Regions from separate parts of the Homo sapiens genome. Here region 2 is linked to region 1. Evidence: chromatin contacts called from ENCODE Hi-C data. All regions are on one chromosome and are shown on one strand. Each heading gives the region's core, a stretch centred on a gene start or an enhancer-like site at or near the end of the contact. The rest is flanking DNA. Distances are from core to core; before and after follow the strand shown. Region 1 holds the start of POMC (proopiomelanocortin). Region 2 overlaps ASXL2 (ASXL transcriptional regulator 2).

Region 1 (5,368 bases), core at 525-3,024:
GAGCCCAGGAGGTGGAGGCTGCAGTGAGCAGTGTTCACACTGCTGCATTCCAGCCTGGGCAACAGAGTGAGACCCTAATTCAAAAACAAACAAACAGAATGAGAGAGAGAGAGAAGAAAAGAAAGAAGGAACCCAGTTAAAGAAGTTGGGTCCATTTGGATTTTTCCTGGTTTGTTTTATCTGCTGCCACCAGCAGCCTCCTGAAGTTACAAAAATAACACAAAGTAAAATAAGGCAAAACCACCATCTGCTTGAAAGAGTTTACAAACCTGATGGTGGTCGTGGGGTGGATGGAAGATTAAAAAAATGGGGACAGAAGTGAATTAGTGCAAGCCACTTGCACTGACAAGATGGGGATGGACTTCTGTGGAAGGCAGAGGAGGTCATGCCTCATGCCCCTGGTAGGAAAAGTGGCCAAAGAGGGCTTCAGAGAACAGGGGCTGATGGATGGGCTACATCTTGATGTGAGTCAAGCTCCTGGATGGCTGGAGAGAGGAAGGATGTTCTAGTTGGGGGAACAGCTTGGACAATGGAGACCCAAGAAAGCCATGTTCTAGCAGTGTGAATGTTGTGGATGCTGAAGTGCCAGGATGCAAGGTGGAGAACTGGGAAATGGCCCTGGAAAGGGGCCAAAGCCGGGTGATGAAGCACCTTGTCTACTGTGACGGAGCTTGGATCTCTCTTGTGGTCCAAAGGGAAAGGATTGCTGAATGTAAAGCCAATGTCACCAGAAAAGCTGAATCCACAAGAGAGTCCTGGAGTCCAAAAGAGCATCTCATGGGGAATCAGGAAAGTTCTGGCATTTGGCAGATTAAGCAAGTGTCTTGATTTGAAGTCCAGTTTAGTCCCAATACTCCCTCCCACACCCACCACATCGCACAATTTGGTTTTGTTTATTTACTCCAGGTTAAGGTAGAGTCTCTTAGCTTGGTTTGAGTGCTGTACTCTTCTCTCTGGTCTGATATTTGGAACTAAAGCCAAGCCAGAACTCCAGGGCCAAGGGGGATGTTGAAAATTGTCTGAGTCCCCAGACCACCCTGCCAGCTCATGGCAAAGGGAGGGATCAGAGGCCACAGGGAAAGCACTTCAGCTGCTCTTCACAGCATCACCCTCTCCCCATTTAATGGTTTAGGTTAACAGGACTTTTTCCTTGAGGCTTGGGACACGGAAGGGAGCCTCCCCTAAACCAGGCCCTTGGAGAGCAGGCCCCAGGGGAGCAGTGCAACTCACCTTCACACCCACAAGACGGCTCCTGACTTCTGCTCCCTCCTCCCCTCCCCAAAGTGGAACAGAGAGAATATGATTCCCCACGACTTCCACATCACAGTTTCCAAACAATGGGGAAATCGGAGGCCTCCCCGTGTGCAGACGGTGATATTTACCGCCAAATGCGAACCAGGCAGATGCCAGCCCCAGCACGCACGCAGGTAACTTCACCCTCGCCTCAACGACCTCAGAGGCTGCCCGGCCTGCCCCACACGGGGGTGCTAAGCCTCCCGCCCGTTCTAAGCGGAGACCCAACGCCATCCATAATTAAGTTCTTCCTGAGGGCGAGCGGCCAGGTGCGCCTTCGGCAGGACAGTGCTAATTCCAGCCCCTTTCCAGCGCGTCTCCCCGCGCTCGTCCCCCGTCTGGAAGCCCCCCTCCCACGCCCCGCGGCCCCCCTTCCCCTGGCCCGGGGAGCTGCTCCTTGTGCTGCCGGGAAGGTCAAAGTCCCGCGCCCACCAGGAGAGCTCGGCAAGTATATAAGGACAGAGGAGCGCGGGACCAAGCGGCGGCGAAGGAGGGGAAGAAGAGCCGCGACCGAGAGAGGCCGCCGAGCGTCCCCGCCCTCAGAGAGCAGCCTCCCGAGACAGGTAAGGGCGCAGCGTGGGGGACCCGTGCTCTTTCCCCGGGATCCCCTGTCCCCGTCCTCGCGATGCAGTCGGCCGGCTCCGGCTCCGAAGGCGGACCTGGGCGCCTCTGGCTCTCCGCGGTCCCGAGTTCTCGACAAACTTTCTGCGCCGACTGCGGCATGAGAAGCCGCCAGTAGCTGAGCTGGAGGGCCCACGTCCGGCCCCTGGGCGGACGGCCGCGAAGCTGCAGGCGCTGTCTCCAGGGAGCCGGCGGCCTCCTCTCCCCCAGGGGCTCGCGGCGGTCCGGAGGCTCCGAGAGCTTGCTAGGAGGTCTTGGGACAACCCGGTCTTTTTTTTTTTTTTTGAGACGGAGTTTCGCTCTTGTTGCCCATGCTGGAGAGCAAAGGGGTGATCTCTGCTCACCGCAACCTTCGCCTCCCGGGTTCAAGCGATTCTCCTGCTTCAGCCTCCCGAGTAGCTGGGATTACAGGCATGCGCCACCACGCCCGGCTAATTTTTGTATTTTTAGTAGAGACGGAGTTTCTCCATGTTGGTCAGGCTGGTCTCAAACTCCCGACAACAGGTGATCCGCCCGCCTTGGCCCCCCAAAGTTCTGGCATTACAGGCGCGAGCCACCGCCCCCGGCCAGCCCGGTCTTTTAGTATCTCTTGCTCCCAGTTTCCAGGATAGGTGTCACATCTTGAAAGTCAAATTCCATACACGCTATCGCAAATTAATGTTGGAAACGGGGCAGCAGAGAAAAGGATAAAAGTCATAATGAACGCCCTGCCTTCCGGATTTTTTCGGATTCAGACCCCTGAATCCTTGTTTCCTTGCCCACCTTAGCGCACCCGAGGTGGCCGCGCTATGATAATTACATGATAACTGGGTCAATTACAATGCAGAATAGTTGGGTCTCTTCTCTCCAAGACCTAGCTGGGGTTAAAAACAGGTGGCCGGGGCGGGAGCTGTCCTAGATCCTGAAACGCACTGTCTAGTTTCGGATGCCCTCAACAGAACCGGGGTGGACGGTTTATGGCGCAGATCCTGGGTTGAGGGCACGGGCAGCCATTTGGAATGATCAAGGCTCAGGTAAGGGGCGTTTCCAGCGAAGGAGAGACAGTCCACTTGGCATTTGGATTCCCCAAATTCTTCATGTTTAAATGGGGCAGGGAGGGTTCTTACAGAATGGCTGGAAGGAGCCAAGGAAAATAAAAGTGTGTGTGGATTTTTTTTGTGTGTGTGTCAGTTTATAAACTCTGCACAGATTATGGCCACTTTAATGACTTACTGTTCCTTTGATGCTTTTGTTATAGGACTCGATGCATGTATGTCATGGTGTAAGGACAAAACTCGGCCCCTGTGCTCCTCTAATCTTTACAAAAGGTCATGGCCAGCGTGCAGTTTTACAGTAACAAGCAAAATGATTTGTTGAGCTCATAGAGAGCCCCTCACACCTATGAAGTTCTAATAAGTGTAGTTCTACTATAAAGTTAATCTCAGGATGAGCAAATTTCAAGTTTCTATTTTTCCAGAGCTTTCCATTTTTGGATTATAATACTTTCCCTACTTAAAAAAGCACAACATTTGATATTTCCCCAATAATTTGTTGCTTTAAAAATGACACAAAAGGTACTATTTGTTCATTGTAGAGAACTGAAAATACACATAAGCAAATACACATACACATAAGCAAAATATACAATACAAACACAAGACCATCTTTCAGGGAAGAATCTGAAGTTTTAGCAATAGCAGCCATCTAACCAGTTTAGCAACAGAATATAAGCTCTGAGAGGGTGGGAGTGAATATGTTACCACATTGTACAACACAGCACATAGGGCATAAGGAGGGGAAATGCTCTCTGGGGCTTTCCAGGAAGGCCTGAAGTCATTGCTTCTAGCAAATGGAAATCACTCCAGAGTAGTTATCTTTGACAAGAATTGAAATATAATTGAGGGAACTATCAGACCTGTAAGATTTTGTTTTTTCCTTTACTAATATGTTACTTTACATTTGCATTTGGTGACATACGTAACTACCATTTTTCTGTGACTGTAACATCTGGGCATTTTTCAGAGCTAAATGTGCTATGGTCAACTTGGAGCTTTAATCTAATTGCCTGGTCCACCAAGTTCTGGCTGTGTACTTGAATAGATCACTGGCAGGGTACAATGGGAACAGCCTGTCCCTTGGAGCCAGGAGAGGACACCAAGGTTGACCAAAGCTCGTTCAGTTGCCCCTTTAGCCGAAGCGCACCTGGGCCAGTCACTGGCTGCCAGTGCCATCTAATGGCTGCTCTGAAAATGCTCAGCCTTGCCCGGCAACCCTTCAGAAGCTAGCACCGTGCAGGCCCAGCGCCTGGGGAATAGGGCGAGGGTGGGGTAGAGAGAAGGAAGTGGCCTCCTGAAGTAGAAATCAGCGCTTCAGAGGACTTTCACTTCCAAAGCCTCCCCTATATAAAAAAGATTTGGCCCACGCCTCCCCAAATGAGAGATTTATTTTAGGCAAACTTATTTTAAAATGCCAGCGTTCATTAGGAGTGACAAGACACTTAGTCATCCACGCTTTAATGTGAATTACTTTTCTCATCTAATTACATTTCTTTCTAGCAGCTGGCTGAGAAGATCTTCTGAAATCCAAAATGATTGTAGGGTTGGCGGTGAGCTGATCTCCGGCCTCGAGGTGGCTTCAGGGGGCCCACCTGGTTAAGGGAAATTTGGCAGTGCGAGGGTAGTGCTGGAGAGAGGGGTGGGTACAGGGGGCTAGGGGCACCATGGATGCCCCCTCCTTACTGTCCCCTGGTGTCTTGACCTCAGCTTCTGCCCACAGGCACTTGCTGGATTCTCCAAAAGTATCTGCAGTGGCTGTTCCACCAGGAGGTAATTCCCTTCTGGTCTCTTTCCCCTCCACATCTGCATCCTCTTCAAATCCTGCCATTTCAGACCACATTTGAGAGCTCTAGAGAACAAGACATCTGACACGTGACGTGTCCAGAAGATGAGCCAGATTTCAAAGAACTGAGATCTGCTTTAAAAACGAAGCTCTCCAAAGTTACTGGAGTCTGGGTAATAGTGATCACCAGAGTAATTTGTGTGCAGGACATCAAATCAGGCTGCTCGAAATGCTGCCTAAATTGGCCAGTGGTTTTATTTGCTTTTCTGTCAACCTAATATTCATAGGAAATAGAGTTTCAGAGGAATGATAGGATCCTGGTGGAATAAAAAGGGAAAAGACCATCTTGAGCAGGAGTTTCAGGGTCCTCCGTTTTTCCCAAGTTACTTTCACTCCTGAGATCTTGCATGTTAGAACTACAGCTTAATGTAGTGAAATAGGAAAGTTCTCTGTTAGGAGCTTAGCCTTACCTTGTCATGGACATTAAAGTAATTGTCTCTCTTTGGGCTTCAATTTTCCCATCTCTCATGGGAAGGGCTGAACCAAGCAATCCCCAAAATAGCTTCCAGCCTTAACCTTTTTAGGGGTCTCGTTTAAATAGAAGATAACAGGGAAATGGTCACAGTTTACCCACCAT
Region 2 (7,691 bases), core at 2,250-4,749, 650 kb before region 1:
GATTTTATTTTACCCAGCAATTCCTCTTTTGCCTGTATACGCAAAAGAATCGAAAGCAGAGACTTAACAGATAGTTTTAACACTAGTGTTCATAGCAGCGTGATTCACAGTAGCCAAAGGGAAGAAACAACCCAAATATCCATTGATGGGTGGATGGATGGCTGAACAAAATGTAGCATATATATTCAATGGAATATTCAGCTTTAAAAAGAAAGGAAAATGACACCTGCTGCAGCATGGATGAATCTTGAAGACATTGTGCTAAGTGAAATAAGCCAGACAAAAAATAAAAAATACTGTACGATTCCACTTATATGAGATACCTAGAGTAGTCAGATTCATAGAGACAAAGAGAATGGTGGTTGCCAGGAGCTGGTGGGCAGGGGAAGATGGTTGCTGTTTAGTGGGTGTAGAGTTTCCGTTTTGTAAGATGAAAAGGTTGCTCAACAGGGTGACTGTACTTAACACTACTGAACCTGTACACTTAGGTAAGATGGTAAATTTTATGTATATTTTACCACAATAAAAAAGTTCTAGGATTTTGCATTTATTTGAATGGGGCACAATTTAATCTAATGTAGGAGAAACAGCCATCTTGTTATATTAGTAGGAAATAGAGAACATTTGCCTAAGGTAAAGAGAATGAGCAGAGGTATGCCTTTAACTTTTTCAGGAAGGTTAATGTTCATTTTACCTTGTTAAATTTAAAATCTAGACAGTGATGGGTGGTTAAGAAAGTGAAGGATAAGAATGTGATTTTTATTAACTTCTGCTCACAATGCAATGATTCAGAATTGGTAAAACAAGTAAGTTTTAGAGTTTTGGCAAGAGCCTTTAGAATGAGAAGGATTATAGACAAGACAAAGCAAGCTAAAGCTGAGACTTTTAACTTTGAAAGTTGATGGGCCATGTATACTTAATGACCTTTATTCTGGACTTCATTTACATGTGTCTTTGAGCCCCAGAAAGAAACTAAGAATGAAAGAAAGAATAGTGAAAATGTCATGATGCTCAGTGGGGAAATTAGACATCATTAGTTACCGGAAAAGTTACCAGTTAATTTTGGGAAGAGATCTCTTTTTAAAAAAATACATAATTAGGAAACATTAAGAATCATAATTTTGCTACAAGTGCTACTGCATTTACAGTTGAATATACTGTTATTTGTAAACCACGGGGTTGGAGACTGACAAATTAGAAAACAAGCTCTAAACCTGAGTTTCTGATTTTGTTCGATTCTTGAATTGATAGCAAAATTGCAAATATGGCTAACAGTTTTTAGATAGTGTACATTTTAAACTTCTATCTATTTGCTGAATTTTTCTGGAGGCAAATTGTGTGTGTGTGTGTGTGTGTACGTGCACACTAGTAAAGAGACTGTCATTTGGCTCAGCTCAGCTCCAGTTCAGTTATTTTTACATTAAAATGTAAGAATGAGTACTTCTTTCTTATGGAAACTTCCACTTCATCTTTTATACCACCTGCACATACTACCGTGTTGCTATATGATAGGTCCTTTGTAAATATTAAATGAATGAGAAATCAAGACAGCTTCTTTTCCATATTTTTTTTCCTGAGTTTATGGAGTTTTAGTATTATTATTTGATTTTATATTTGTATTTTTTTCTTTTATATTGAAACCTTTAGTTCAAAACAGCATTATAAATGTATCCTTTCAGTACATAAACATAGTTTCAAATTATTAATTTCAGCATAACTACTAATTATTGCTATATATATTTTAGAGGAGGACAACACATTTAGTTTTATTTCAATCAAATCACAACACTTTCTTTTCCAATTGCTGCAAAGTGCATCTACAATATTCTATTACAGATCCACTTTAAAAAGGTTTCCTATGACATTACAGCAAGCCTCTTTTTTCAAACAGAGAAATAATCCCAAATTTTTCCTCAATTAAAAATAAAAACTCCATTCCAGTAAGTGGTAAATACATAAAAATTACAGTAAGCCAGACACTTAAAAGGACAGCCAAGAAGTCTTCCAACAGTTTATTAGAAAGAATGTGGACATCAAGAAAAATCCCCACTGTCATGAACATAAATTGAGGTTTTAAGCCCTGGTATAAGCTGAAAAAAAAAAAAAGAAAGAAATCCAATACTGTATTAAACGTTTTTCACTCATTTGCCATACTGACAGTGCAGATACAAATCTGGTCTAAATGTACAGACTCTTAAACAAACAACAATGTACAGCTTTCTTCATCTTCCGTGCTAAGAGATGTAAAAACACCTAAGGGTCAAACAATACCAAATATACAGGCTTCAAAAACCATCTAAATTAGGGCATTCTCTAGTTTTAGCTAAGATACATGTGAATACTGACAAGTAATCACTTATATAGAATAATGTGAAGTAAATATTTTGAAAAATAAACTTGGAACAATCCTGAAGGATAACACCAGAGGAATAGCAGGTTACCAGTAAGGTGTCAGCCAATTTGTTCCAGCCATTTTTGAATCCATGTTCTATAATCTAAAATTTAGTTCTCTTTCCGTAAGCTGAGAGCTTCCTATCATGTCAGTATCTATGTTATGAAGAAAAGGAGACTTAGGTGGTGAGATGTTTTTATTTATCACAACTGCTGCATCAATTGCCTAGGACCTCACTCAACAGCTTCATGAAAATCTAGGAAATGTTCATGCATAAGGTTATTGCCTTAGCTGACTTAAAATTGCCCCATACAATGGTACATATCAACCCTTAGTGAAGCCTTTTAAAAAAACAAGCAGGCTGAAAAATGGGTCAAAGTAGGCAAATACAGCATCTGCCTTTAGAGCTGTCAACTTAGGAATTCTCTCAATTGTGAAATCTTGCAGAGAAGTTATTTTTCTTTCCCAAAATCCAGGTGATGACAGTATTCCTTACTCCCGATCTGGCATTTTTTCATCATCGCTGTCTTGTGAATCATCACCTGCTCCATCTACTTCTGGTCAATCTGCATCCTCTTCACCACCCATGTTGTTCATCATCTCAGAGAAACGATCAAAATTAGACCTGTCTTCATCTGAACCATCTTCCCAGTGTTTCCAATTACTGAAGTCCACACTAAGCCAATTGAGTTTTGCCCTTCCTTTTGTTAACCTTGGCTATGACTGGCCAGATTCTCCTTTTCGTAAACAACATACAATTGATCTGTCCGTTTTTTTTATGCTTGGAATCATTAGGATCAATACTGTGAAAAAGATCAACTTCATTTAAATACTTAAAATTATCACTTCCTCTGAGACAACTGAATGTTAAGTTTGGATTTTTCAAAATTTACATGAACATCCTTACTGTGTTCACAGAATTCAGTGAAGACATAGTCCCTTCGATAGTACCACTTTGCAGAAGCAGGCTGCATTGTGAACAGGGCAGGGGGACGGGCGAACAGGTGGGCGGCCCTCTGGCGTCGACTGCTGCTAGGGAGTCGACTTCTCTCCGGTGACGACTCTGCGTTTTCTCCCGGTCGCGGCCTCTTCTCGCTTCCCTCAGGCGATGGCGGCAGCGGCGGGCTCCACCTCGGTCCCCAGAATGCACCGCGCAGAAAGAGCGGCCCCTCCGGTCGGGGAGAAGAGAAAAGTGTAGGAAAAGGGGCCCGAGGACTTACTGTTAAATTTTTATGTAGAGAAAACCTTGCAGAGTAAAGAGTTACTTTTACCTTTTATTATCTACAAGTTTCTTTTACCTTTTATTATCATTTTTGGGCTTTCAAAATTTCTGTGTGAAGGTGGAAGATGAATTCTTCTCGCCAACTCAATTTTTAGTATTAATGTTGATAGGCTTCTTGCCAGTGAGATTCAGTCCATTAAATCTTTAGTTCGCCAGATAACCTGAATTACTTGCAACTCATTGCATCATAAGCAGGAGTTGTTCTAGGAGTGTCAGTGGCATTATTGTACTCTTTACATGGTAGATCAGTTTGTGCCATATTGAATCCATTCATTAGTGTCCGTCCATCATAGTGCAGGTCCAGAAACAGCAGAAAGATGAACACTCTAAATAAAGCAGAGAGACATAAGTTGCCCCAGTGTTTTCATTTTCTTGCTGCTTCTTATTTGATAAGTGGATATTTATGGTGTTTGTTTTGGAATGGTTTTCTTTTCCTTTGGTTAGTCAAGTGATCAAGTGCTTTGTTTTCTGGATACATTTTGTTTTATTTGACCCTGGGACCCTGGGAGAATATATACGTGTTCATAGAAAATATGGGAACAGGCCAGGCAGTGGCTCATGTTTCAACGGTGGTTCACCATGTTGGTCAGGCTGGTTTCCAACTCCTGACCTCGAGTGATCTGCTCGCTGTGGCCTCCCAAAGTGCTGGGATTATAGGCGTGAGCCACCACGCCCAGCCCCGCATATTTTTTTAAAAACAACTTTATTGAGGTGTAGTTTACATGCCATAAACTCCAAATTCCACCTCATTTTCCTTTTTTTTTTTCCCTCCTTTCCTTTCCCTTTCCCCTTTTTCTTTCTTTCCTGACAGGGTCTTGCTCTGTCACCCAGGCTGGAGTGCAGTGGTACAGTCATAGCTCACTGCAGCCTTGAACTCCTGGGCACAAGGGATCCTCTCATCTCAGCTTCTGGAGTAGTTGGGACTATGGGAACACACCACCACACCTGGCTATTTATTTATTTTTTTGATTTTTTCTTTTTGAGACGGAGTCTTGCTCTTGTTGCCCAGACTGGAGTGCAGTGGCGCGATCTTGGCTCACTGCAACCTCCATCTCCCGGGTTCAAGCTGTTCTCCTGCCTCAGCCTCCTGAGTAGCTGGGATTATGGGCATGTGCCTCCATGCCCGGCTAATTTTGTGTTTTTAGTAGAGACGGGGTTTCTCCATGGGATTTCTCCATGTTGGTCAGGCTGGTCTCGAACTCCTGACCTCAGGTGATCCGCCCGCCTAGGCCTCCCAGTGTGCTAGGATTACAGGCGTGAGCCACCGCGCCTGGCCTGATTTCTTAATTTTTACATTTTTTGTAGAGACAAGTTCTCCATATGTTTCCCAGGCTGGTCTCAAATTTCCGGGCTCAAGCGATCCTCCCACCTCAGCCTCCCAAAGTGTTAGGATTTTGGGCCAGTCACCACACCAGGCCAGAAACTCCACCTGTTTTCAGTGCACAGTTCAATGGTTTTAAGTAAATTTACTGAGTTGTGCTATTATCACCATAATCCGGTTTTAGAATGTTTTCATCACTCCAGTGAGATCTCTCATACTGGATACGGGTAATGCTGGCTCCTCCTAACAGCCTGTAATCTACTTTCTGTCTCTGTAAGTTTGGCCATATCTGGACATTCATATAAATGGAATCATATAATATGTAATCATAAACTCCAAATTCCATCATGTTTGTAGCATTGATCAGTACTTCTTTCTTTTCATTGGTCCAAATTGTTGTATAGACTTTTCTCATATACTTACTTTTTTAAAAATCATATACATTTATTTAACTTTATATGGTATATTGCAGACTTAGAAAAGTTGCAAAGGTAGTACAAAGAATTCTTATATAAACTTTATCTGGATTCTCCAGATGTTAACATCTGTCTAATTTGTGTTTCTGAGATGTCTGAGGATAAATTGTAGACATAATGCCCCATTCACTTTTAAATACTTCAGAGTAGGCTTGATGCAGTGGTTCACACCTATAATCTCAGCACTTCGGGAGCTGAGGTGGGAGGATTGCTTGAGTGCAGGAGTTCAAGACCAACCTGGGCAACAAAGCGAGCCCGTCTCTATACAATAATAAAATAAAATAATTAGCCAGGTATCGTGGTGCACACTTGTAGTCCCAACTACTCTAGAGGTGGAGGCAGGAGAATTAAATTTGAGCCCAGGAGTTCAAGGCTGCAGTGAGCTATGATTGCACCACTGCACTCTAGCCTGGGGGACAGAGCAAGATCCTGTCTAAAAATAAATAAATAAATAAATAAGTCAGTCAAGCAAGCAAACTTCAGAATATATTTTCTAAAGGCAAGTACATTCTTTAACTACAGGGTAAAATAGTTAATAGGAAATCTACATTGGCACAATATTATCTAATCAGACTTTATCCAGATTTGGTAATTCTCCCACTGATGTCCTAATCCAGGATCACATGTTGTATTTGCATTTAGTTTTCATGTATCTTTACTCTTCTTTAATCTGGAATTGTACTTCAGTCTTTATCTTTCATGACTAGACATTTTTTTTAGTGCAGGCCAGCTGTTTTGCAGATTGTTTCTCAATTTTTATTTCTGCTGTTTAATTATGATTAGATTTAAGTTGTGCAGTTTTGGCAGGAGTGTCACAGGATCGATAGGACATTTTTACCATAATATATCTGGATTCCATGATTTCAGTGTACCACAGTATTAGTGATGGTAACTGTGATTACTTGGTTTATGCAATGTCTACTGTTTCTTCACTGTAAAGATACCATTTTTCCCCTTTGTAATTAGTAAGTATTTTGGGGTGAAGATACTCTGAGACTCTGTAAACATCTTGTTTCTCATTGTACCTTTGCCCACTAATTTTAGCATGTTATTAATCTATTGCTGCTTAACAATATTATCACAGATTTAGCAGCTTAAAACAGTGCATTTATTATCTCAGTTTCTATGTGTCAGGAGTCTGAGCACGGCTTTACCTGATCCTCGGCAATGCAGCAGAGCGTTGGTCAGGGCTGAGTTTTTACCTGAAGACTTGATTGGGGAATGATCAGCTTCCAAGCTCATGTGGTTGTTGGAAAGATTCAATCCTTGTGGGTTATCAGATTGAGGGTCTGGATTCTTAGCTGGCATTTGGCTAGAGGCTGTCCTGAGTTCTGTGGCCTTCCCCAACATGGCCACATGCTTCCTCAAAGCCAGCAAGGAAGAGTCATCAAGCGAGGACACTGCAGTCATATGTGAAATAGTCACTTATGTGAGACCCTTTACCTTTGTTCTTTTTTGATTATTAGAAGCTGATTACAGGCCCTACCCACACTACAGGGGAAGGAATTATGTAGGGCCATGAGTACACAAAGCAGGGATTACTGGAAGCCTTTTTAGGTCTGTCTACCACAGCATCCACTAATCTTACCTGAAACTTCCTATCACTGTTGCCGCATATGGTGATTTTCTAATTCTGTCAATCTTGGTATATATATATATTTTTTGTTGGAATTTTACTGTGAGGAATTCTCCCCCACTCGTTGATTTGTTCATTTATTCTTAGCATGACCTCATGGATTCTTATTCTTTGGGTTATTTCTGCTATAGTCATTTATTGCTTTAGGGTAAGTAGCAATTTAATTCCTCCAAGAACAGCATTTAGAGAAGTCTTTAGCATGGGTTTCTCTTTTTTTGAGATGAGCTCTCACTCAGTCGCCCAGGCTGGAGTACAGTGGCATGATCTCGGCTTACTGCAACCTCTACCTCCCAGGTTCAAGCAGTTCTCCTGCCTCAGCCTCCCGAGTAGCTGGGATTACAGGTGCCCGCCACCATGCCCAGCTAAGTTTTTTGTATTTTTAGTAGAGACGGGGTTTCGCCATTTTGGCCAGGCTGATCTCGATCTCCTGACATCAAGTGATCCACCTGTCTTGGCCTCCCAAAGTGCTGGAATTACAGGCGTGAGCCACTGCGTGGCCCAGCATGGATTTTTAAACAGGATTTGAGGTATAGTAAGTCATTGGTCAAATATACTCTAAATGAAAGATAAATTTTAACAGGTGA

Evidence for each region. A loop is a pair of places that touch in the nucleus more often than their neighbours do.
Region 2: a loop to region 1 is called in a map with no recorded cell type, with 8 times the contacts of the local background. The contact joins the enhancer-like site here to the promoter of POMC in region 1. A Hi-C loop is called at or near these places in 1 of 37 single-sample maps with no recorded cell type.

The regions. Positions count from the first base shown.
Region 1 is chr2:25,164,986-25,170,353 of GRCh38, reverse strand. POMC (proopiomelanocortin) reads left to right here and starts at 1,774. Exons shown (of 3, transcript NM_000939.4): 1 at 1,774-1,856. RefSeq lists cis regulatory regions at 1,472-1,497, 1,498-1,671, 1,737-1,749, an enhancer at 1,658-1,677 and a promoter at 1,088-1,900.
Region 2 is chr2:25,818,144-25,825,834 of GRCh38, reverse strand. The region is part of intron 3 of ASXL2 (ASXL transcriptional regulator 2); the gene reads left to right. It also overlaps the pseudogene PTGES3P2. Among named protein-coding and RNA genes, the nearest start is that of ASXL2, 56 kb to the left of the region's middle. RefSeq lists an enhancer at 3,402-3,461. Within about 2 kb of position 3,499, at least 15 of the 41 ENCODE cell types and tissues checked have a DNase peak (open chromatin) inside an H3K27ac peak, as active enhancers do.